Regions from separate parts of the Homo sapiens genome. Here regions 1 and 3 are each linked to region 2. Evidence: chromatin loops called from intact Hi-C (ENCODE). Cell type or tissue: CD4-positive, alpha-beta T cell. All regions are shown on one strand. Each heading gives the region's core, and the rest is flanking DNA. Links, peaks and the distances in the headings are about the cores only. Region 1 overlaps PITPNC1 (phosphatidylinositol transfer protein cytoplasmic 1). Region 2 overlaps PITPNC1 (phosphatidylinositol transfer protein cytoplasmic 1). Region 3 overlaps PITPNC1 (phosphatidylinositol transfer protein cytoplasmic 1).

The links. Peaks named below come from ENCODE experiments on the same cell type or tissue, not always from the same donor. Only the 100,000 strongest peaks of a DNase experiment are listed, where the experiment ranks them.
Region 1: it touches region 2 in a loop (2.7-fold over the local background); 27 of 110 quality-filtered maps call a loop at or near these places.
Region 3: a loop joins it to region 2, with 6 times the contacts of the local background. A loop is called at or near these places in 31 of 110 quality-filtered maps.

The regions. Positions count from the first base shown.
Region 1 is chr17:67,599,847-67,606,134 of GRCh38, forward strand. The region is part of intron 5 of PITPNC1 (phosphatidylinositol transfer protein cytoplasmic 1); the gene reads left to right. Among named protein-coding and RNA genes, the nearest start is that of NOL11, 110 kb to the right of the region's middle. RefSeq lists an enhancer at 3,035-3,544. In CD4-positive, alpha-beta T cell, for the core only: CTCF peaks have their summits at 3,352 and 3,552; a DNase peak (open chromatin) is centred at 3,335.
Region 2 is chr17:67,472,971-67,479,258 of GRCh38, forward strand. All of the region lies in intron 1 of PITPNC1 (phosphatidylinositol transfer protein cytoplasmic 1), which reads left to right. Among named protein-coding and RNA genes, the nearest start is that of MIR548D2, 4.5 kb to the left of the region's middle. RefSeq lists an enhancer at 4,753-4,942. In CD4-positive, alpha-beta T cell, for the core only: CTCF peaks have their summits at 2,619 (motif pointing left) and 2,818; DNase peaks (open chromatin) are centred at 1,522, 2,591 and 4,961; H3K4me3 peaks cover 1,354 bases; H3K27ac peaks cover 4,248 bases.
Region 3 is chr17:67,685,860-67,692,147 of GRCh38, forward strand. All of the region lies in intron 8 of PITPNC1 (phosphatidylinositol transfer protein cytoplasmic 1), which reads left to right. LOC101928045 (a long non-coding RNA gene) reads right to left here. Exons shown (of 4, transcript NR_188294.1): 3 at 3,412-3,514. Among named protein-coding and RNA genes, the nearest start is that of NOL11, 29 kb to the right of the region's middle. In CD4-positive, alpha-beta T cell, for the core only: CTCF peaks have their summits at 3,890 (motif pointing left) and 4,090; a DNase peak (open chromatin) is centred at 3,872.

The DNA of each region.
Region 1 (6,288 bases), core at 581-5,580, 130 kb after region 2:
GTATCTCCTCTGTTCCAAACGCATAGCAGTGACAGATAAAATACAAAGAGAGAAAGCCAAAGTGATATTGCTGGACTCGTGGATCAAAAACTCGGAAGGATGAGGGTAGCCTGGATTGACTGGAATCTGGGTCTTGGGGTCAGGCAGGTATTGATGTAGGTCTTTTATGGCAATAGGACTAAAAGTACTCAATGCAAGCTGGGCCACCAGAGCCAGGGTCACTGTTTGAAAAAAGAGGCTGGAGGTAGGCCTCCCCACCCTCTTTTCATTCTTTCAGGTGAAAGGAACCTGAAAAGAATCCCCTGTGTCTGATGCCTGGGCCATGGCTTACAGTAGTAGTTCTGCTCTTAGAAGGCAACTGTAAAACCTAGAGATTGGTGTGAGGAGTCAGGGAGTGGAGGTGGAGAAAAAAAAGCAGCAACAGTGACAATAACAACAAAGCCTCCCACTCAAAAACGACCCCGCAAATCTAACATTAATGAAGACAGCCAAGGTATCAACAGTCAGAATGTAAATCTACTGCCGAAGAAAATAACTTTGTAGACAGACCTGATTAAAATAGTATATTCGGGCTGCTCAGAGGGAAAAGTAAAGGAATAATGTTCATTTTAAAAGAATGAGAAATTAGGAACCAAAAAAGAAACAAGAACAGAGGATTTGAAAAAGAACCAGTTTGAAATTCAGGGACTGAATCATTGAAATGAAATCTAAGTGGATCAGATAAACTAGGCTAGATACAACTGAAGAGATAATTAGTGAATTGGAAGATATTAATAGTATTGAGAAATACAACCCATTTCATAGCACAGAAATACAAAGAATTTTTTAAATACATAGTTAAATTAGGGAGAAAGAATGAGAATTGCCATATAGCTAACTCATAGGAGCAGAAAAATATTAGGTTGGTGCAAAAGTAATTGCGATTTTTGCCATTAGTTTTAATGCAATTACTTTTGCACCAACCATACAATGGAGGAAATAACAGAAAAGCAATATTTGAAACAATAAAGGCTGAGAATTTTCTAGAATTGAAGAGAGACATAAATCCTTACATCAACGTATATTTGAGTAATAACAATAATGGTAAACACTTATTTAGCCCTTATGTTCCAGACCCTCTTCTATATGCTTTCTATGTATTAACTCATTAATCCTCTAATATCCCTTGGATAAGAGTAATTTACATGTGAGTAAACTGGAAAAGAGAGAATGTGTGTAGTTTGCCCAAGGTCACACAACTGGGTGGTGGGATTTCACCCCAAGCAGCCTGGATACCCTCTAATACTTCTCTAAATCCTAAAGGGATTAAAAATAAATCTATACCTGGACACATTGTCATGAAACTGCAGATTATCAAAGATTTTTTTTTAAGAGCTCCTCTAGAGGAAAGACAGATCACGTACAAAGGGACAATCCTCATCCTAATAGTGGACTTCTCATTAGCAACAGCTGGTCAATGAAGACAATGAAAGGAGAGATTCTAAAACCCAGGGCAAGGCATAGAACACAAGAAACAAATGTGGGCCTATCAAATGATACAATGTTATACATTAACTTAACTGTGAAATACTGAGGAAGGAGCTGGTAGGCCAGTGAGTTTGGAGTTACAAGAGGAAGAGCAGCTGGGCACCCCGTGGCTCATCCCTGTAATCTCAGCACTGTGGGAGGCTGGAGAAGGAGGATCACTTTATCCCAGGAACTCAAGACCAGCCTGGACAACATAGTGAGACCCCATCTCTACAAAAAAAAAATTAAAAAATTTGGCAAGCATGGTGGTGCGTGCCTATAGTCCCAGCTACTTGGGAGGCTGAGGTGGGAGGATCACTTGAGCCCAAGAGGTTGAGGCTGCAGTGAGCCATGATTGCGCCACTGCACTCTAGTCTGGGTGACAGAGCAAGACCCTGTCTCAAAAAGAAAAAGGAGGGAAAGAAAATAAGAGGAAGAGCCTGCCCCCGGGAAGCCAGAAAGTGAATGGTCTTCGTGAACCTCTGAAATAGAAGGAAAAGCAGGGCAGGCAAGGAGGGGGAGAAGGGGCAGAGAGTGACGAGCACACGCAGAAGGTCTCTAGTTTCCAGTAATATGGGAAGAAAGGTCATCTCCTGTAAAGGAAGGGGTCAGGAAAGAGGGGGCTGAAGGAGGGTAATAAAGGTCAAAGATAACCTTTATGGGAAATGGATGAGAAGCGTCAAAGGATTGCTTGAAAGTCTTGGCAGTGTGGTGATTTGGGAAATGTTGAATGAGTGGTACCATCAGCCTACATAATTGTGGCGTTTTCCCAGCTGTGCTTTGCAGCCTGCGTGTAGGAGCACAGGAAATGGTTGAATTGATTCAGGATTTGTCTTCAGGGTAGGTTCAGCAAAGTATGGAAAAATTGAGCAAGTGAAGGTCAAAATGAGCTTTGGAGTCCAGTGAAGACTCTTGGGAATTGGAGAGCTTGGTGAGGTCAAGGAGAAAGTGTCCTGGGAGTGAGAGTAAGAGAATACAGGTTGGGGTTGGAGCAAAAGTAACTAGAGCTTTCAGATTTCAGAAGTGGAATAATTCCAGGAGATTCAAGACCCCAGTGGAGCTTGAAGGGAAGTGGTTAGAGGTGGAATGGAGGTGAAGGTCGTTGGAGGAGAAGGAAAGGAAAAGGAATGAGGAGGCTGGGCCTATAGTGTTGATGGGCTGCCCATGTGGACACTGAAATCATAAAGATGTGGATATAAAGTAGGGTAAAGTGGAATCCTGGGCATGGTCCAGAGAGTTCATGAAGCCAGGGGTCAGGTGGTCTGTAAATAACAGCAGTCATCATCAATCACCAATGAGGCGTGTGGCTAGAAAGCAGGGGCCTGGAGGAGGAGGGCCCTGGAAAAGTGCCACTCATTCTACAAGTGACCACTAACCTTGGGAATTTTTTTTTGGTGGTTGGGGGGATGGATCTTGCTCTGTCGCCCAGGTTAGAGTGCAGTGGTACAACCTTGGTTCACTGCAACCTCGACCTCCTGGACTCAGGTGATCCTCCTACCTCAGTCTCCCAAGTAGCTGGAACTACAGGTGCATACCACCATGCCCAGCTAATTTTGATATTTTTTTTTTGTAGAGATGGGGTTTTGCCATGTTTCCCAGGCTGGTCTCCAACTCCTGGGCTCAAGTGATCCTCTTGCCTCACCCTCCCGTAGTGCTGGGATTACAAGCATGAGCTACCACACCAGGCCCCTGGGTCACCTCTTACACCAGAGCCAGTGGGTTCATTTGATCAATCTGAGCAGTACTCACAGGATTCAATTGTCTTCTCACACCTTTTCCCCAGGTTTCAAAGTCAGAGCCACTTGCTGACTTGAGTGATTATGGCAGGGCCCCATCTAATGGCCTTTTTGCAAAGTACAGCTGGAGCAAGCAGGCTCGCCTGTGCCCCTTTTCTCATCAAAAGCAAGGCAAAGAGGGTATAGATTAGACTAGCAGGCCCCGGCTAGGAAGTAACATCTTCAAGAGTAAGAAGTAATCATGATGGCAGCCATGTGGATATTGACTCATAATAATGGTGATGGTCAGACGGATATTGGCAGGAATATTTACATGAGCCCAGCATCTTGCCAACCTGTCTTTAGATAGCCACAGTCTCATGAAATCTTCACAGATATTAATATCCCCATTTTACAACTGACACTGAGGCTTAGTGAGAGCCAGCGGTCTGCACAGCCTCACAGCTAGCAAGTGTCAGATCTAGGACTCAATTCTAGGTTAGTTTAGCCTTGGAGCACGTGCTCTCATGTAACTAATCTGCTGTCTTTGGCTCTAAAAATGAAATAAGACTGTAGGTAGAGCCAGGCGCGGTGGCTCACACCTGTAATCCCAACACTTTGGGAGGCTGAGGCGGACGAATCATTTGAGGTCAGGAGTTTGAGACCAGCCTGGCCAACAAGGTGAAACCCTGTCTCTACTAAAAATACAAAAATTAGCTGGGCTTGGTGGTGCATGCTTGTAATCCCAGCTGCTTGGGAGGCTGAGGCAGGAGAATCACTTGAACCAGGGAGGCAGAGGCTGCAGTAAGCCAAGATCCAAGATGGTGCCACTGCTCCAACCTGGGCAACAGAACGAGACTCTGTCTCATAGATTTAAAAAAAAAAAAAAAACTGTACATGGAGTCAGCTGCTCTAAAGTCTGGTTGAAAGTTTAAATTTTCACAGTGAGGAAAGGGAAATAAGTCACTCCCATCTTAAAGAAGCATTGTCAAAGGAATATTTTTCTCCTTCCAAGTTTTACAGGGAGGCAAATATTCTGAAAGGAATTATCGTGGTAATAACATCCCTTACCTGATTTTTTTCAAAAACTTTTATTACTAGGAATTTTCTCAGATGTAATGCCATATAATGGGTGTTTATCAACTGGAATAGTGAGGGAAAATGGCTTTCCAGCCATGTGTCTAGTTTTTACACATCTTCAGACATGGATGGAAGGCAGAGCTGGGTTGCCTCAATTCTGGGTCAAGTCAGCTTCCCCTGGATTAGAAGGGGAGGCTGGTAGGCTAATAGCAGGATGCTGGTGACATATGAAGGAGGGGTTGTTTCTTATGAAAGCAGATTCTCAGAGAAAGAGGATCTGCGTAGGAACACCAGAGAGATTGGCCTCAAAGACCCAAAAGCAAAAGAAATAAGTTAAAAATAAAACAGTCCTAGGCCAGGCACGGTCACTCACGCCTGTAATCCCAACACTTTGGGAGGCCCAGGCGGGTGGATAGCTTGAGGTCAGGAGTTCGAGACCAGCCTTGCCAACATGGTGAAACCCCATTTTTACTGAAAATACAAAAATTAGCCAGGCGTGAAAGCATGTACCTGTAGTCCCAGCTACTTGGGAAGCTGAGGCACAAGAATCACTTGAACCCAGGAGGCGGAGGTTGCAGTGTGCTGAGAACTTGCCACTGCACTCCAGCCTGGACAACAGAGTGAGACTCCCTCTCCAAAAAAAATTAAAATATGACTGGGCATGGCTCACATCTGTAATCCCAGCACTTTGGGAGGCTGAGGCGGACGGATCACCTGAGGCCAGGAGTTTGAGACCAGCCTGGCCAACATCATGAAGCCCCATCTCTACTAAAAATAAAAAATTAGCTGGGTGCGTTGGGATGCGCCTGTAGTCCCAGTTACTCAGGAGGCTGAGGCAGGAGAATCGTTTGAAACCGGGAAGCAGAGGTTGCAGTGAGCCGAAATCGCGCCATTGCACTCCAGCCAGGGCAACAGGGTGAGATTCTGTCTCAAAATAAAATAAAATAAAACAAAACAATAAAATAAAATAAAACAAGGCTAATGATAAACCCAGGGGCTCCTTGGCAGGAGCAAAGCTGAACCGAGAGCTCTATTCCTAGAGCCCTATGTCTGAATAATTTATTTTTCCTATCTCATAGTCCCTATGTGCCTTCCTCAGCTGAGATCAAGTGCCAAAGGACATCTCAAAATACCCACAGCCAAAACTTCTCAGCATAGCTCCCTGCATGGAGAAGGAGACAGCTCTGCAAGTCTTTGTCCTGAACCGTTTACGGATTTTCCATGGTCTGCAAGACCTTGGACTCACGCCGCCTGCCAGCTGGCAGCCGCTGTCCAGCCTGGGAACAGAGCTTGCTCCGGCCTGTGGCGAGTCCTCCCGGGGCTTATCGTGAATTTCCCCGGTTTTGCATCTTCATCCTGAAAACCTCCCGACCTTTCCTTAATGAAGATTTTAGCTGGGGGAAATTGCATTAGTGGCTCGTGTTTTTCTGTCAACCTTCTAAATTATGTTAGTTGTAAGTAAAAAGAGTACAGTAAGTCCTTTTATCCGTTGTGGGCTGTTCCTGGGAATCATAATGGACAATAAAATAATAAGTAATGGACAGGAAGATGCTCTTAGAACCAGTTCGGAAAACTCTTCCAGTGCCAGACAGAAACCAGCCACCTGCGCCGTTATCAGGACATCAAGTGAAGCCAGTAAACACTTGTGGAGCTCCTTTTAAGTCCCAGCACCAAAGAATAATACCTAACACTTCTAGTTAAGAGAGCATCGTACTGAGTATTATCTCAGTTAATATTCATAACAGCACATAAGTTCAATGCTCAGTTTGCAGATGAGGGAACTGTGGTTGAGAGATGTTTTTAATACACTGCCCAAGGCCACACAATGAATAGCTGACAAAACTGAGATCTGGGGTCTTTTGATTGTGTGTCTTTCTCTCTCCACACTCCACCTCAGCTGCTCAGAAGCAGATCCTGGGGCCAGAATGGACCTCTGTAGGAAGCCTCAGAGATGGAAGCTTTCTGCCCTCAACTGGCTGACTGAATT
Region 2 (6,288 bases), core at 279-5,278:
GTTCATGCCATTCTCCTGCCTCAGCCTCCTGAGTAGCTGGGACTACAGGTGCGCACCACCATGCCCAACTAATTTTTTTGTATTTTTAGTAGAGAAGGGGTTTCACCATGTTAGCCAGGATGGTCGCGATCTCCTGACCTCGTGATCCACCCGCCTTGGCCTCCCAAAATGCTGGGAATACAGGTGTGAGCCACCGTGCCCGGCCAATTAATGTATTTTTATTATTTTAAAAGTTATTCTTATTTTTAGAGATAGAGTCTCACTATGTTGCCCATGCTGGTCTTGAACTCCTGGGCTCAAGCTGTCTACCCACCTCGGCCTCCTAAGTGCTGGGATTATAGGCGTGAGCCACTTTACCTGGCCTGCTTGTTTTTTTGAGACAGAGTCTCGCTCTGTCGCCCAGGCTGGAGTTCAGTGGCACAATCTCGGCTCACTGCAAGCTCCACCTCCTGGGTTCACGCCATTCTCCTGCCTCAGCCTCCCGAGTAGCTGGGACTACAGGCGCCCGCCACTACATCCGGCTAATTTTTTTGTATTTTTTTAGTAGAGACGGGGTTTCACCGACCTCGTGATCTGCACGCCTCAGCCTCCCAAAGTGCTGGGATTACAGGTGTGAGCCACCGCCCCCGGCCCTGGTGTGCTTTTTAATATTTTTTGGAGATGGGGTCTTGTTATGTTTCCCAGGCTGGCCTTGAACTCCTGAGCTCAAGTGATGCTCATGCCTCAGCCTTCAGAGTAGCAGGCATTACAGGTGCATGCCACCTCACCTGGCTAATAAATGTTTTTGGAGGGATGTGTTGAGCCTATGCAGGTATCCTGTTTCCCCTTAAAGTTTGCCCATGAACTTAACATTCCTCAGTGGACCCTGCCTGCAGCTATTATTACTGTAATGTTCTCCTGGTGATTTTCTATTCTCCCATGCCTTCTGCCTTTATTACATGGAATTCTTCTGTAAGGGAAATTTGTTTCTTCTCCAGGTATTTGTTTATCTATCCTCTCATTTATTTATATCAGTGTGGACTCACAAGTACTTATTTTATTCTCTGGGTGAGAGATGTTTTTAAGATGGGAAAATGGACTACTTTAAGTTAACCTAACTGTGAGCCAGGTAGCAGGAGGTGTGGGGAGGAGGAGCATAGATGCTGGGGGAGGAATGGGCGGTGGATGGAGCGAAGTTCCTAGGAAGGTCAGTGAGAAGGAGATCCGGAGGTGGGGGTCTTGGCAAAAACAAGGGACACCCTGTTCCCACAAATGGGTAAGAGGAAAGTTTGGGAGGGTCGATTTCCATGTCAGGAAGGAGAACTTGAAGGAGTTCCAACTAATTAGCTTTTGTCTTCTCCGTCAAGATGTTTTCTGTGACGACAATGGGAAGTTGACTTTTGGAATTTTAATTGTCTTGGCCAAAATTCCTGGCCTCTAGAGTAACGTTTCTCAACCTCAGCCCTGCCGACATTTGGAGCAGATAATTCATTGTTGTGGGAGCCGTCTTGTGCATTGCAGGCTGTGTCGCAGCATCCCTGGCCTCTACCCTCTAGATGCTTTAGTGCCCTCTCCTGTTTCCCCAGCAGTGACCACCAAAATGTCTCCAGGCAGTGTCAAATGTGCCCTGGGGAGCAAAATCGCCCCATGCTGAGAACCACAGATCTAAAATTAACACACACAATTCTGGCAATCCGTAGGATTCTTCTTCTCTTTATTTTTATTTTTTTGTCTCCCTCTGTTGCCAAGGCTGGAGTGCAGTGGCATGATCCATAGCTCATTGCAGCCTTGACCTCCCGGGCTCAAACAATCCTCCCACCTCAGCCTCCTGAGAAGCTAGGACTGCAGGTGCACACCACCATGCCCGGCGGCTTTTTTTTTTTTCTTGAAGAGGGGGACTCACTGTGTTGCTCAGGCTGGTCTCAAACTCTTGGGCTCAAGCAGTCCTCCTACCTCAGCCTCCCAAAGTGTTGGGATTATAGGCATGAGCCACTGCATCCAGCCCACGGGATTCTTGACCATTACTTTGAAAGACTAAGATGATGGCATTCACCTATTAATTTTCTGCAGAAAGAGCTAAGCTGCTCTAGTGTGAACACTCAACGTTGACGCTATGGATGAGGGAGGGCCCTGCTTTCTTGGGAATAGCGGATGGTCCTTTCAGCACACAGCACAGATGAATGAAGAGGAAATGAAGTTCTGGTTCGCAGAGGGTCTTTGGTTCTGAAAAGCGTTGCCGTGGTTCTAGCCTTCCTCGCGGTGGAGGGTGTTTTGCTTTCTGCGCGGTTTCTGTGTGGGCCGTGGGAAGCAACTTGATTGTTATCACAGTTGGGGACACAGCAGCTCTTCTCATAGGTTAATTTCTGAAAGCCCATTTGTTCTAAATCCAACGTGACGCCTACCGAGCTGGGTACAACATTGGTTTGTTTCATAAAACAGCCCGGGGTGTTTGGGACTCTTACTCCTTTACAACTCTCATTTGACTGTCCAAAGATGCTTGCACTGGGGCCTAATTTTCTGTCACCTTCCCTACGTTTTTAACAAGACACTGCCATTTCAAACATAGCGAACACGACAGATTGAGGAACAAGGCCAAGGCAGAGGCTGCGACGACCTCGTACAGCCGCTGATGCCATCTGTTGGTGGCTGGCAGAACTGATGCCCTTTGCTGCGAGGGAGCTTTGTTTATTGCACAGAAAGTTGAAAGTTGGCAGCAGAGAACCTTGTTACCACCTGGGAGGATAGGATTGGCAGGATTAGGGAGGACTGGAAGGGGAGGGAATGCGTGTTTGCTTTGTAGGTTGTGCATCAGTAAGCACAATCAGGATTCAGTGCCAGGAATCCATAGTTGAAACAATTTTAGGAGGATTTTTCAAGGTTCTGGCTGGGATGCCATGGGGACCTCCAATCCATTTCTCAGTCGACTGTCAGTTAAGGCATTGGGCTGTGGGAAGTTAACAGAGCAACAGAGCGGTCTCTAACGTAAAAAAACCCCAGTGTCTCCCATAGAGCTAGCATGCAGTCCTTATTTGTGGAATTTGATATTGAGGGACAGTATTAACTCCTCACTCTAATCAAAGAAGCTATGATAATATGATGCAAAACAACTATTATATTCTATCCCCTTCCAAAGTGCTTTCAAAGACTAAATTTGTCTTGATACCAATCCATTTATACCAACACATCCCCACATTTCTGATGATGAAACAGATTCCTAGAGACTAAATTTCTTTCTTTTCTTTTTTTTTTTTTTTGAGATGGAGTCTCGCTTTGTCACCCAGGCTGGAGTGCAGTGGCACGATCTTGGGTCACTGCAGCCTCTGTCCCCCCAGGTTCAAGTGATTGCCCTGCCTCAGCCTCCTGAGGAGCTGGGATTACAGGCATGCACCACCATGCCCGGCTAATTTTTGTATTTTTAGTGGAGACGGGGTTTCCCCATGTTGGCCAGGCTGGTCTTGAACTCCTGACCTCAGGTAATTCACCCGCCTTGGCCTCCCAAAGTGCTGGGATTAAGGTGTTACCCACCACGCCCGGCCTAGAGACTAAATTTCTTAGGTCCATATGTCTGCTTGATAGCAAGAGCTGGAATTAGTTCAGCCAGTGGGTTCTTAACTCTGGATGCATATAAGAATCACCTGGGAAACAAAAAAAAATCTTAGTGGTTGGCTTCACTCTCAGATATACAGATTTATTTTTTAATTTTTGTTTATTTTTTTGTAGAGATGGGGTCTCACTATGTTGCCCAGGCTGGTCTTGAATTCCTGGGCTCAAGCAATACTCCCACCTCCACCTCCCAAAGTTCTGGCATTACAGGTGTGAGCCACTGTGCCTGGCCAGATATATGGATTAACGGGGCCGGGCCAGGGCTGGGTCCTGGGCTGTGATTCTAACCTGCTGCCTGGGGTTGAAGCGCTTCTCCTCCAGGTGTGGTCCATGAACCAGTCGCATCAGCATCACCTGCGAGCTTGTTAGAAATGCAGAGTCTCAGGCCCCACCCCAGACCCTCTGAATCAGAACCTGCATTGCAACAAGGTTCTCAGATGATTCCTGTGCATGGCGAAGTTTGGAAACTCTGAGTGTTGCTTTTGAGATCAGACATACAGTGCTATCCATTGGTGTCTGTGGAGGATGTCTTATTTGTTTATTTATGAGACAGGTCTCTGTCACCAGGGCTGGAGTGCAATGGCATGATCGCAGCACACTGCAGCCTCTACCTTCTGGGCTCAAGGGACCCTCCTGCCTCAGCCCCCCAAGTACCTGAGACTACAGGTGTGTGCCAACACACCCAGCTCTTTTTTTTTTTTTTTTTTTTTTGAGATGGAGTTTCACTCTTATTGCCCAGGCTGGAGTGCAATGGCACAGTCTTCACTCACTGCAACCTCTGCCTCCCGGGTTCAAGCGATTCTCCTGCCTCAGCCTCCCAAGTAGCTGGGATTACAGGCATATGCCACTACACCAGCTGATTTTGTATTTTTAGTAGAGATGGGGTTTCACTATGTTGGTTAAACTGGTCTCGAACTCCTGACCTCAGCTGATCCACCCATCTTGGCCTCCCAAAATGCTGGGATTACAGACGTGAGCCACCGTGTCCAGCCTGCCCAGCTCATTTTTATTTATTTATTTATTTTTTGGTAGAGACAGGGTCTTGCTATGTTGCCCAGGCTGGTCTTGAACTCCTGGCCTTAAGTGATCCTCCACCTCAGCCCCCCAAAGTACTTGGATTACAGATTACAGGCATAAGCCACCGCATCAGGTCTGTTTAATTTTTACCATTCAGACAGCACTCAAGGCCTAGTGTGAGTGGCCTCCATCGAGGGCCCTGGGCTTCCCTCTACCCTGAGGGTTCCATGTGCCTCCCAGGTTGAAGCCATGAGAGAGTCCAGAACTACCCCCACCCCAAAAAAAGTCTTGCTCATGGCCAGCTGAGTGTTCCACAGCCCTTGATTTCTGGGTGTGTCATAATGTAGTCACCAAGTCAGGCCTGTGGGCTGCCTCTGGGTCCTTCCTGTTGAGAGTGATGGCATGTCACTGCTGGCTTCCCCGAGGATGAGAGGTTCAACTTGTTTGGTTCGGCCCCTAAGATTCTCTTACATTACCTCTAGCTCAGACACTCTGCTTGTATTGGAAAACTGGGAGGCAGTGCCTTTTCCTCTTTCTTCCTTTCTGAAATAGAAGGTACTCAGTAGATGTTGGATTTGGAATATTGGAATGAAATGAAGGCTGTGTGGGCCTCTGGGCAGCCTTTGGTGTTAGAAACAGGCTTCATCCCTGCTGGACTTGAGTTTCAGTTGAGGAGCTCCTATCTGGGCAGCACTCTTCACCAGCAAAGGCTGTCCGTGGTCTTTTGAAAAGAGATCTTTTTTAGTTCATTTCTTAAAATCCAGTGCTATATGAGAGCCAGTCTGATCTTTTCTAAATCTGTACTTTCATTTTGGGTAGCGCCTAAAAGAGACACAGCAGTCCCTGTTCAACCTCTTTTCGGGAAACCAAGAGCCTTGGCTGCTTATTCATCCCTTCTCTGCCGTTTTCAACAACAAACCCCCTTTGATGAAAGACCATTCTGAGACAGGCTAGAGCTGGTTCCCCTTTTATTTCTCCTCTTTTCCAAGCTCCCCTCTGCCACCTCCTGTATCTCTTCCAACCTTCCTCCCCCAAAGAAAAACAACAACAAACCAAACTTTGAAAAAACAAGGGAGGCTTGTCCCCATTGGTGAAATCCCTTGAAAGGATGTCACTGAGAAAGGGTCTCTGTGGCCCTCTTTTTCCGCAAGCGTTGGGAGGTCTCTGAGGATCTGACCTGGGGAGACTGGAGCGCTAATTATACGCACAGAAGCCATTCATTAGTTGCCACTAGCAAGAAGACTTGGCCAATGCTCACTCCTCTGAATTCAGAGGTTTTGAAAGAACCCCAAACTGAGCCTGCGACTTTCTTCAATCTTTTTTTTTTTTTAATATATATATATTTCTTTCTTCTCCAGCCTCTCTGTTCTCCTCTGTTGCCCACAGCAACCTCAGCAGTTGGTACCAGCACAGAGTGGAGAGGGCAGGCCAGGTTACCTCGGTGTCAAGCAATCATTACTGAGCAATTCACCAGAGCCTCACAAAGAAACAGATTTCTCTGAAAATCTCCCGATCCAAACCACCCCCAATATTTAACCAGCAACTCCCCAACCCTACCTTTCCTGAGAGGTCCGTGTTTTCTAGTACCTGAGCAGACAGTTATGAGCCACTGCCTCCCTGCCTTTTTGAGGCCTTTCTTTACCAACAATGCTTTGTTAACTCTTTAACACACTTTCCTGATGTTCACAC
Region 3 (6,288 bases), core at 815-5,814, 210 kb after region 2:
TCACTCTGTCGCCCAGGCTGGAGTGCAGTGGTGTGATCTCAGCTCACTGCAACCTCTGCCTCCCGGGTTCAAGTGCTTCTCCTGTCTCAGCCTCCCATGTAGCTGGGATTACAGGCGCCCTCCACCATGCCCAGCTAATTTTTGTATTTTTAGTAGAGACGGTGTTTCACCATGTTGTCCAGGCTGGTCTTGAACTCCTGACCTCAATTGATCCACCCGCCTTGGCCTCCCAAAGTGCTGGGATTACAGGCATGAGCCACCATGCCTGGCCTGAACATTTTTATCAGTTGGATTAAGACAGGGTTTCTCAACTTTGGTACTATTGACATTTTGGACCAGATAATTTTTTGTTGGGGGCTGGGGGTCCTGTGCATTGTAGGATGCTCCATAGTGTCCCTGGAATCTGCACACTAGATGCCAGTAGCACCCCTTCCCTAGTTCTAACAACCAAAAATGTCACAAAATTGTCCCCCGTTGAGAACCACTAGATTAAGAGATCATTATCCTGAAATACTGAAAAACTGCAGACTTGGGCCAAAAATCATGTCATGTGCCATTTTATTTTTAGATCAGTGTGGGTGGAAGTAGTGCCAGCCATCTTCAAGCTGTTAGCCAAGACTTGAGGTTCAGTATAGACCTGCACTCTCTGACGCCATGCATTCTGTGCAAATTTACATCTGTGTGCAAGTTGCACCAAATCTCAATTGTACCAGTGAATATCATTGCTCTGCCTTCTACATCCTGCCTCCTATAACAGCAATGAAAGTGTCCTTTCTGTTGTTGAATGCATTGATTTAAACAACCTCTAAATCTATTTTGAAAGCTATGTGGAAGGTAAGTATTAAACCAAGCAAAACTGACCCTCTGTCCCCAATGGGATCTTCTAATGATGCTTTAGGAGATCTCAGGCTATGGTACTGCCCACATGCTAATACTTTCTACCCAAACCTAGCTCACTTTACAAGAATCACCCCTAAATAATTTCCACTCTTCTCTGTTCTAAGACTATTTTGACTTAACTTCCTTGCCCTCACTCCCCCTTTGGTTGGTTTAGCTAACTTTATGACTTACTCATCATAAAGTTAGACAAGTCTCTGCTTTTTTAAACCTCCTTGGCTACTGCTCAGCTACCATCTTTCCCTAAAGTGTCCCCATTGAAAGTTTGCATCTAATAACGGAAGTTGCCAACATCTTGACCTCTTTCAGATATGACAATGGATGATGTTCGGGAATACGAGAAAAACATGCATGAACAAACCAACATAAAAGTTTGCAATCAGCATTCCTCCCCTGTGGATGACATAGAGAGTCATGCCCAAACAAGTGTACGTAGAATTTTTAAAACATGTTGCCCACCCTTTCACAAATGCACATGTAAACTGATCTGGGAAATACTGCAGATGCCCGGTTCGCAACCTTCCATAGAAACATGTCGTCACCCAGACCCTGTTGCTGCAGAACCTGAGCTGGATCTAAATTGGGCAGTGTCACCTCTCTCTTCCAGACATTTCGATCCCTTAAAGTTGCTTGACGTGGAGGTTATTTCGGTCATAAAACCAAGAACATGGAGAGTGGAAACACTTTTGTGGGACTAGTAAAACGGCCTGCACCATAAAAGAGCAGAGGAGTGAAAATCGATGTCATATGTAAACTAGAATAACATGTCAGTAACTTTTAAAAACATAGCTAACACTCACTTATTCATTCAAGGGAGGGCTTCTGGCTCATCAGCTATTTTAGGTTTCTTTACATTTGCTTTGAAAAGCTTTCTGTGGCTCTTTATAGCTGTTTTACCCAATCAGTTCCTTTTTACTTAGGATAATCTCAAGATGGGCTGCAGTCTGTGCAGACACACAGGCTGAGCAGTGAAGGGGTGTGAGCTGGGGATGTGCTGAGCTGCCTAGCAGATCCCTGGGACTTAGGGTAAGCCTTAGAGAGCCTCAGTTATTTCGTTGCACACTGGAAATTGAGAGCTGACTGTATATTGTATGCCAGCATTTTAAGTATCGTAATCTCTCAATCATTCATGCTAATGAAGGGTAGCTAGAGATAACAAAGAAAAGTGTAATCACCAAATCATTTCTTTGCATCTTCAGCCAGAGCTGTGATCTCTTTGGGTTCCGCCTTGAGTCCTCATGTCCATTAGCCCAGTCTCCAGAATAATACATAGTAGGTGTTAAAAAAAAAAAAAAAAATCAGCTGGGCGCGGTGGCTCATGCCTGTAAGCCCAGCACTTTGGGAGGCCGAGGCAGGTGGATCACCTGAGGTCGGGGGTTCGAGACAAGCCTGACCAACATGGAGAAACCTCGTCTCTACTTAAAATACAAAATTAGCTGGGTGTGGTGGCGCATGCCTGTAATCCTAGCTACTCAGGAGGCTAAGGCAGGAGAATTGCTTGAACCTGGGAGGCAGAGGTTGCAGTGAGCCAAGATCGCGCCATTGCACTCCAGCCTGGGCAACAAGAGCAAAATTCTGTCTCAAAAAAAAAAAAATCAATGCTGTAGTTCTAGGAAATTTAGATGTGGCTGTTGTCATAAATGGATCCTTTAGAATTGTGAAGACCTTCTGATTGCACTTTGGAAATTTTTAGTTAAATTTTTGGAGCATGTCTTTGGAATGTGCCCTGCAAGTCTCATGTGCTGCAACTGGTTGCATGTGATTGCCCTTGAGGTTGCAAGGGCCCTAACTCTTCTCCCATTTTGCATGCAGTGATCTGATTTGCAGGAAACTGTTGGAGCAAGAGGCGTTTCCTCTCTATGCACAGACCAATTCCAGTAGGACTTCCCCCTAGAAGTGCTCTTTAAGGAAACTCTCCTTGAATTTCTATCACTTTCAATTACCTTTTCTTTTAGAAATGTTGGGCCCCAGTTCCCCCTCAGCCACTCTGAAAGCCATTCACTATAAATATGACCAGGCAAACAAAGGAAGAAGCCACAGGTAAAGAGGAGACACCAGATGGCTAAAAGATGCTAAGCTCAGTGATTTTCTCACAGCTTATAAGCCCCTTGGCTTGGCTTTCTTTCAGTTTTACTGTGATTATTACTTTATAATTAAAGTCCATGGCTGGGTGCGGTGGCTCACGCCTGTAATCCCAGCACTTTGGGATGCCAAGGCGGGCGTATCACCTGAGGTCGGGAGTTCAAGACCAGCCTGACCAACATGAAGAAACCCCGTCTCTACTAAAAATACAAAATTAGCTGGGCGTGGTGGCGCATGCCTGTAATCCCAGCTACTCGGGAGGCTGAGGCAGGAGAATCGTTTGAACCCAGGAGATGGAGGTTGCAGTGAGCAGAGATTGTGCCACTGCACTCCAGCCTGGGCAACAAGAGTGCAACTCCATCTCAAATAAATAAATAAATAAATAAAGTAAAATAAATAAATAAAGTAAAATAAAAAATAAAGTCCACTTACTATGTAGAAGGTGATAACGTAGAGTGGTTCTTCCCATGGAAAAGCCCACATAATCTCTGGCTGCCCCTCAGCGTTGTTCCCGTGACTTCAGGGTGAAAGATGCCTGCCACCGGAGAAGTTACACAAAGTGGTTATTTTGAATGCTTATGACATTTCCATTATCCTTTGGAATTCCGTGAAATTGGAGCACATTTATTTTTCCTTAGTCTTTCTCCTGTATCATAATGAAAAGCAGTGAAAATCAGGAGGTGGCTCTTTGTCACAAATAAAAACTGCATGGGTGCTAAATGAATTTTAGATCATCAACCCAAGCAGGGACAAATTAGATTGAAATTAGGCAAAATTAACATCCATGAACACAGCAGTGAGGAAATAAGTCTTTTCAATTGAGCAGGTTCAAAGCCTTCAAGGACGGGAACTTCTAAGAGCCTCTGGGAGTGGAAAATCAAAATTCTGTGCTTTAGATTATTTCTGCCCCCTGCTGGCTATGTGGAGTAGAACAATGTATTCAGCCACTTGATTAAGAAAGTCTGCTTTTTCAAAGATAATATCCATTTATCATAGCAAAAACATAACATACCCTGATACACTAAAATTTTTCTCAGTCTCAACTTTATTGTGAAATAAATGCCTCTTTTTATATAACCTTAATCTCACTTCTTAGCTCATTTAATAGTCTTCCATGTTTTTAAAAATTGGTAAGTTTATAGGTACAATTTTTCTTGATATATGCTGAATTTTATATCTTATCCACATAGTCATAATGACTTATATCCTTTGTAAAAACTTTCCCTTTCAGAAAATTTTAATAATTGTTCCCAGGAAATCCTCTTAAGGATTTCATTTTGTGAAAAATACTTCTGGTTTGCTCAGATGTTATAAAACCTAAAGATTAAGCTGGGCACGGTGGCTCATGCCTATAATCCCAGCACTTTGGGAGGCTGAGGTGGACGGATGACCTGAGGTCAGGAGTTCGAGACCAGCCTGGCCAACATGGTGAAACCCCATCTCTACTAATAACACAAAAATTAGCCGGGCGTGGTGGCAGACGCCTGTAATCCCAGCTACTCGGGAGGCTGAGGCAGGAGAATCGCTTGAACCCCGGAGGCGGAAGTTGCAGTGAGCCGAGATCTCGCCGTTGCACTCCAGCCTGGGAGACAAGAGCAAAACTCTGTCTCAAAAAAAAAAAAAAAGAAAAAGAAAAGTCCTAAGGATTAATACTGTGTTATGAATATTCATTACATACTCAGTATTTCCAAAGTGGCTATATTGTTTCCTGCTGGTTATTCCCTCCAATATTATCTAATGAAGTTTCAACTGCTAAGTACATGGCAGTGGACAAGAAACAATGAAAAATGGGTCTCTGGGGGGCCAAAACAGATACAGAAAATCCGCGGGCACTAAATTTTGCATTTTGCTCCAGGATAAGCCTTGGGCCTTGACTCAGTCTTTAATAAGCCCAGGTTCCTCTTTTCCCTGTTCCCAGCAAGTAAAAATGGCAAAGGATACCAGGGATAGCCAGGGTAACAATAATTAATAATAACAGTAATAAGGCTGGGCACGGTGGCTCAGGTCTGTAATCCCAGCACTTTGGGAGTCTGAGGCAGGTGGATCACGAGGTTAGGAGTTCGAGACCAGCCTGGCCAACATGGTGAAACCCTGTCTCTGCTAAAAGTACAAAAATTAGCAGGGCATGGTGGCACGTGCCTGTAGTCCCAGCTATTCAGGAGGCTGAGGCAGGAGAATTACTTGAACCCAGGAGGTGGAGGTTGCAGTGAGCCAAGATCACGCCATTGCACTCCGGCCTGTGCAACAGAGCAAGACTCTATCTCAAATAAATAAATAAATAAATAAATAAATAATAACAGTAATAATAGAGTTTCTGAGCATGAGAGAAGAGATATCAAGCCATAAAGAGCAAATAGACCCTGAGAAGGAACTAAGGAACTGTATTTTTGCACAGTGATATATCTTCAACATATTATGTCTCAAATGTAGGAAGTATGTATAATACATTAAACACATTAGGGAAAGATTTACATTTTTTAAATACTGTTTTTACTTTCTCACTTAAATAAGAACATTTCAGGTATTTGGAAAACCTACATTATCCAACAATGATTATTAACAGTGGTATCACTGTCTTATTTGTTGAATTCCAAGTCATGCTTTTTTTTCTTTTAAATAGAATCCTCACTATTAAATGATCCTCTCCTTTCATTCTCTATTCTTTTTAAGTTTCCTCAAGAAATGGTTTTATTTTCTTGGCTTTGGAATGATTAGCAGGGTGTGGTGAAATTGTTGATTTACGTGTTTTTGAAACTGAATTTATTAAAACACAATCTCTGAACCTTCTTAGGATCGACACACAGTCAGGAAACCAGAAACAACAGCATCTTTGTGGCCCCTCAGAATAAAAAAGTATATGTATTGATTAAGAAGATAGCATGTTGGCCTGAGTACAGTGGCTCACGCCTGTAATCCCAACACTTTGGGAGGCTTAGGCAGGCGGATCACTTGAGGTGAGGAATTCAAGACCAGCCTAGGCAACATAGCGAGACCCTGTCTCTACAGAAAATACAAAAAAATTAAACCAGGCATTATGGCATGCACCTGTGGTTTCAGCCTCACGGGGCCCTAATGCAGGAGGATCACTTGAGCCCAGGAGGTCGAGACTGCCGTGAGTCATGATCGCACCACTGCACTCCAGCCTGGGTGATGCAGTGAGATCCCGTCTCAGAAAGAAAAAAAAAAAAGAAGATAGTATGTTGAAAAATCCTGATGATTTACCTGTTTACCCTATAAAGGTATACTTTCATGATCTAAAGTTGACAATAATGACAATAATATGTGTCATTTCAGGGCCATTGATTGTTT